Regions from separate parts of the Mus musculus genome. Here region 2 is linked to region 1. A link is a loop called in an ENCODE intact Hi-C map of the cell type or tissue named here. Cell type or tissue: heart. All regions are shown on one strand. Links, peaks and the distances in the headings refer to the core of each region. The heading gives the core; the rest is flanking DNA.

Region 1 (2,909 bases), core at 152-2,651:
AGACCCTGGATTCTCCCAAATCCTTCAGCCCCAAGCTCCCCCTAGTTGCTGAGACTGACTGGAGTGTTTAAGCCTTGGCGTACATGCTGATGTTTGCAGACCGGGGCCCACACCCCTCAATGCAGGGCTTGTAGAAACGGGAACCATCTGGCCGCACCTTCTTTTAAAATTATTTCCTTTTTCAGTATGAGTGTTTTGCCTGTGTGTCTGTCTGCTCACCTGTGCCAGAAGAGGGGGATGGCCTGAAACTGGAGTTACCCATTTGTACCAGTCTGCAAATACCAGCATTTGTGTGAGGTTTCAACCCTCCTTCAGTCCCCTGGCAACCTGGGGCAGCTTGGGGTTGGGAGAAACCAGGGTCTGGATTGGGAATTGTACGCTACGGGTGGGCAGCAAATCCCCTCGGCCCCAGATGGTTGTGAGTTACCATGTGGTGCTTAGACTCCTGGAAGAGCAGACAGTAATCTTGACCACTGAGCTGCGTTTTGAGAGTCTCACTCTGTAGCCCAGGCTAGCATCTCACTGTGTAGTCCAGGTTGACCTGGATCTCACAGTGGTCTATCTGTCTCCACCTCTCAAGCGCTGAGCTACAGGCAGTTACCAGCATGCTCAGTTTCTGTGGTGCTAGAGAGGGCCATCTGTCTCCCTTCTAACCAAGCCACATCCCCAGCCCTAAAGTCCTGGCATTCTAAATTAGAGCAGGCTTTCCCATGCCCTTCCTGCCCTCCCTTGTTTTGTAGGAGCACTGATGCTGGTTTGGGGAGCACTGTCCTCTTCTGAGAGAACCCCAGTCAGTTTTGCCCATGCTAACACTATAGGGTGTTATGGGCTAACCTTGGCATCTCTCTCTTCTCATTCTTCTTCAGCTGGGGTGTCCCGTTGGCCATCACAGTGGCAGCCGTCTCTCTAAAGAAGATAGGCTATGATGCCTCGGATGTGTCTGTGGGCTGGTGCTGGATCAACCTGGAGGCTGAGGACCGTGTCCTGTGGATGCTACTGACCGGGAAGCTGTGGGAGATGCTGGCTTATATCTTGCTACCTCTGCTGTACCTTTTGGTCAGAAAGCACATCAACAGGGCGGTAGGTGCCACTGCACTGGCCCTTAGGGGACAGGCTGTATCTCTGAAGACCCAAACTAACGCTAAGCCATAGGGACTGTGTACCTGGGCCGACTTCCAGGCTGAGCTGGCTCAGACAGATAAAAGGTAGCTGGACCGCAGAGCTACATTTTGCACATGGTCCTGCACTGCCCCCTTGTGGTAAGATTCGGTATTACATTAAGAAATTAACATCAAGGTCAAGGATGCTACTAAGTAGAGTTGGCCACAGATAACGCACCTAGTTACCCTCGGCGATCAGAATTATGGAGACCACAAATCCACGGGGATATCCCGAAAAGGAGGCTTGTCCTATGAAGGATGGGAGCCTATAAACTGATCAGTAGCTAAAGCAGTGATGGCTTCCAAAGAAGTGCACTGAGTTCAGACTCCAGCCAGTGAGAGCCCCATTTCCTAACGTGTATTTATGTACTTTTTTTTTTGAGACGGGCCTTGTTTTGTTGAGATGGGGTAACATGTAGCTCAGGCTGGCCTTGAACTCATGATATAGTCCTGTCAAGGATGACCTTACATTTCTGCTCCTGCTTCCACCTTCCTGTTAGGATTACAGGCACGTACCAGCATACCAGTTCGGCAGTGCTGGGGCTGGAACCCAGGGATTCATGCACGCTAGGTGAGAGCTCCATCAGATGTACTATATCCCTTAGCCCGGAGACAGAGTCTGATCTGGCTCAGACTGGCATCACACAGCTGAGGACAACCTTAAACTCTTGTTTCTCCTGCCGCTGCCTCTCAAGCAGTGAGAAACTTTAAGTTTTTAATCCCCTGAGTTTTCAAGGCAGAAACCCTGGGAGGGTGTGTCTTACTGGGTTGCTTTGTCCTTCCGTGCTTGAGATTGACCCAGTAGCCCTGGCTGACCTTGAACTCACAGAATCCACCTGCCTCTGCCTCTCCAGTGCTGGGATTAAAGACTATCCTGTCTGGCCCTGAGCAGCCACTTTTGACTGACAGATGCTTCTTGTAGGTATCTGTGTTCTTGGGACACCTCATCCCTGTACAGCATTTACATCTGTGTCTTCTGAGACCCTGGCTCTCCATTTAGCTGATCCTCACCTGCGCCATGTCCTTGCTGGCTCCACTGGAGTCCTGGCTGCAGGGCAGGGCCAACAGTGTGTCCCACACAGACAAGTGGCTGAGCCTTTCTGGATGCCCGTATACATCCTCCCACTGGGAAGATGAGGGCTGCTCCTGGAGAATGAAGCCCCGCCCCCAGCTCTGCCAGGCTTCATCCTTTTATGTGTGCCTCTGTCTTTTCTAGAGCAGGGCAAGGAGCCCTCAGTTTGCCAGGCTGGTCGCTGCATGTGACAGTTTCCTCTTGCACTTTGGCAAGAGTTTTCAGAAAAGAAGACGAAGTGGGCAGGGAGGTGGGAGCATAGATCATCTCCTGCCTGGAGACAGGGAGGAGAGCTGAAAATGAGTCGGGTTGAAGGTTGGCATTCAGGGATGCTAGGCATATGGCTTCCGAGGGCTTCAGTGTCCCAGACCAGGCTCAAACAGACACCTCTCGCTGGCCACCTCAGTTGGTTTTGCAGATCTGATTGTGATTTGAAACTGAACGTTTTTCTTGCGATGACAACCATTCCCAAGGAATACAAGAGCCTAGACTGGCTCCATCCTTCCCTCTGCCCCTTCTGTGGGCAAGCCTGCACTCTGGGGATCCTGCATTGTGGAGGGGCAGGGATAAGCTGAGAAACAAAGGTGGATGACCTCAGAGGATGGAGGTTGGAAGAACCCTGGGAAGCAGACAGCAGCCGGTGGCTAGGATGGGGTCAGGGGGAATGGCTGGCTGTG
Region 2 (2,909 bases), core at 122-2,621, 64 kb before region 1:
GGCATCTGATAGGTGAGAGGCAGGGACCTACTGGGATCCTATTCTTGAATGTTCTCCTTTGGCATTTCTGGGGCAGTCTGTGACAAGAACGGCTTGGAAGTGGTGGGGAGAGGTTCGTGCGCCCCGCAGCGTGTAGTCCATTGGCAGAAGGTTGAAGTTGGATGTGATGTCCAGCTTCCTCTGCAGAGGGAAAGCAATCCAGTGAATGTGGGTGGGGTCCATAGCTGCTGGTGGCCCTCTTGGGTGAAGAAATGGGTTTTCGTGGCAGGAAGCAAGGCCTGGAAACAGAGAGGGAAGCCTCGGGGGTCCAGGAAGCATCCTCTCCCCCGTTGTTGGTAGGGAAAGACTTTATTCAGGCAATAGCTTGAAATTGTCACCCAGGAGCCCGTTCCTGGTCTCCCGGGCAAAGTGGGAAGTCACAGCATGCTGCACACCCTCGAGCTGACTGTTGTAGGCTTGCTCACAGTTGTGAGACACTCCAGAGGCTGGGGCTGCTCACTGTTCCGGACCCTGAACTTCATGCTGGAAAACATATTGTCCCCATGCCCGCATTTTCCTGCTTTGGGTTGAGGGTCTTCTCCTCACAGGTCGCCCTTGAGGCCTGCATTGTGCTGGGAAGAGGGAGGAGGGAAGTTGGCGAGAAGATACTGAGATAGCCAGAGTAACGGGGCCAGCAGACCCTGGTGTTTCTGTGCTGATGTAATCAGTTTTAGGAACTGTTTAGGCCTGTGGCTGTCCCAGAACTGACACCGGGAACTCTCTTGTTCAGCCCAGGACAGGACAGCATTGCGGCTGTGTCTCCCTGCCAAGGACGCAGGGTGAGGTGGCTCTCCAGAAGTGCTTCACCCTTCAGGCAGAACCAAGTGGTCACTCCAGGGACTCGGGTACAAGGGAGAGTTGACAGCTACCAGAGTTTGGCCTCCATCTGGCAATTGCATGCTGATTGAGGTTACCCTGTGAAGAGGCAGCGCCCAGACTCTGGAAGTCAGGCAAAGGCAGGGGTCACAGGGAAAGATACTAAGTTGCTCATGGGATCCCGGGCCTGCAGCACTCCATCGTGTCTGTGGTAAGCAGCAGCCCCACTGTCTGTCTTCTGCAGATCTGACAAAGGATCAAGCTTTGTCATTCCTTTTACACACTTAAACTTTAACCCTGAAGCCCAAAGCACAGTGACTTCGCAGACACTCTAGACTAAGCCAGAACTGGAAATTATCCATCCAACCCCTGAGCTGTGCTTGGAGCTGAAGAAAGTGAGATCCGGAGGAGAGCTGACTTTCCCAAGGACATGGAAGGCTCAGGGCTGACCTGGGATCCCCTAGGACAGGTTTCAGCCTGCCATATGGAGTAATGATGAGATCATCAGCGCTGGACCCACCAGGTGCCCCGATGGTGCTATAGGACAAGGTAAAGAAACTGGGGATCTGGAGGGGACACAGGGACCATGAGCAAAGCCAGGTGAATACGAGACAATTCTGCTTCACTCCCTTTGAGCGCCTCTGCAGCACCCCTGGTTTACAACTGTCACTGGGCAACTTGCCAAGGGGAGAAGCCATTCTGCTGCTTTTATAGTTCCTCCTCTGCAATTCTGGAAAATCAGGGCCACTTGGGTCTGGCGGCTCGCTGTCTGGTTATTGGCGCTGTAATTCAGACATTGTCCAGCAGGTGGCTCCCAAGGACACGGTAAGGAAATGGAGCCGGCGCTCAGTCTGGCAAGCCTGTTTCCAAGAAAGGGCTTTTCAGTTTTCCATGGTCCGGTGAATTGAGGCAAGCAATAGTTTTTCAATTTTTTTCTTTCAACTAATAAGTTTGCTTAGGAATGTCTGGGGCGGTTTGGTACCGGTGTCACCTCCTGAATCCACCCTCATCTTATTTTTGCAGTGCAGTGTGGTGTATTTGTGGGAATTTCACCGCGGTTCTCATTTCTTAGAGCCGATATGACATGTCATTTATGCACCAGCGATTACCAGAAATATTCCCAAGGAAGGTCTATCATTCTATAGGGTGGCCAAAGTAGGTCCTGAACTCGGCCTCTGCTGATTTTCTTCCCCCCTCACAAACCCCTTTTTTCAAGGGGCTCTGTCCAACCCATGCTTGCTGAATATCACCAAAAGACAAGCACAGACGTGGACAGCAACCAGCCACAGCTTTGGTGTCATTCTTATCCTGTCAACCTCTCCCTCAAGAATTGAAAGATATTTCCATCTGTGGCAGTATCTGTTAGGCATCTCAGTTCACTTTTGTATCCAGAGAGGTCCCTGTTTCTTCTCAAATGGTTTCTTGTCATCAACGCGCCTTGATGACCTTCAGCTGTACAGAGGTGAACTACTGCACTCCTCTAGAAATCGGCCCATTTGCTTAAATCAGATTGTCTTGCTTCTCTGTGATAAAACACTCTTTAGAGACTCTAATGTCTGTGTTGGATGGTCCTGTCTTGGTCACTTCCGCTTTAGGTCAAAGTGGAAGTCTGTATTCTACCAGCCTGAGTGTACTGCAGATCGGTAGAGCTGCCAGACCCCTGCTGAGATCTAGGTGACCTTGACAGGGTTACCGAGAAGCAACCAAGAAACTTAGCCAGAGCCACCTTCAATGGGACCAATAAGCAAACAAAAGTTTTTTTTTTCTTTTTATTTTGACTTGCTTTAAACCTTATTTTCATTCATTCTTTGAGTGTCTTGGGGATACACAAGCACAGAAATCAGAAGATAAAAGGCAGGAGTCAGTTCTGGTCTTCTATCCAGTGGGTTCTGGGGATTAAACTCAAGTAGTCAGGTTTGGTGGCAAGCACTTAGGCCAGCTCCCTGGCCCTGTTTGACTCACTAACGATGCAAAATCATTACATCTTCCACAGAGAAGAACACCCCCCCCCCATATCACACCCCTGACCCCTCCCTTTGAGGCAGGGTTTCATA

The links. A loop is a pair of places that touch in the nucleus more often than their neighbours do. Peaks named below come from ENCODE experiments on the same cell type or tissue, not always from the same donor. Only the 100,000 strongest peaks of a DNase experiment are listed, where the experiment ranks them.
Region 2: it touches region 1 in a loop (8-fold over the local background); 33 of 42 quality-filtered maps call a loop at or near these places.

What each region holds. Positions count from the first base shown.
Region 1 is chr4:150,097,892-150,100,800 of GRCm38, forward strand. Gpr157 (G protein-coupled receptor 157) reads left to right here. Exons shown (of 4, transcript NM_177366.3): 2 at 867-1,080. Among named protein-coding and RNA genes, the nearest start is that of Gpr157, 12 kb to the left of the region's middle. In heart, for the core only: no CTCF peak of the experiment used is centred there; a DNase peak (open chromatin) is centred at 1,160; H3K27me3 peaks cover 1,597 bases.
Region 2 is chr4:150,033,905-150,036,813 of GRCm38, forward strand. Gm13067 (a long non-coding RNA gene) reads left to right here. Exons shown (of 7, transcript XR_390962.2): 4 at 1-1,404. Among named protein-coding and RNA genes, the nearest start is that of Gm13067, 6.0 kb to the left of the region's middle. In heart, for the core only: a CTCF peak has its summit at 1,651 (motif pointing right); a DNase peak (open chromatin) is centred at 1,457; H3K27me3 peaks cover 1,478 bases.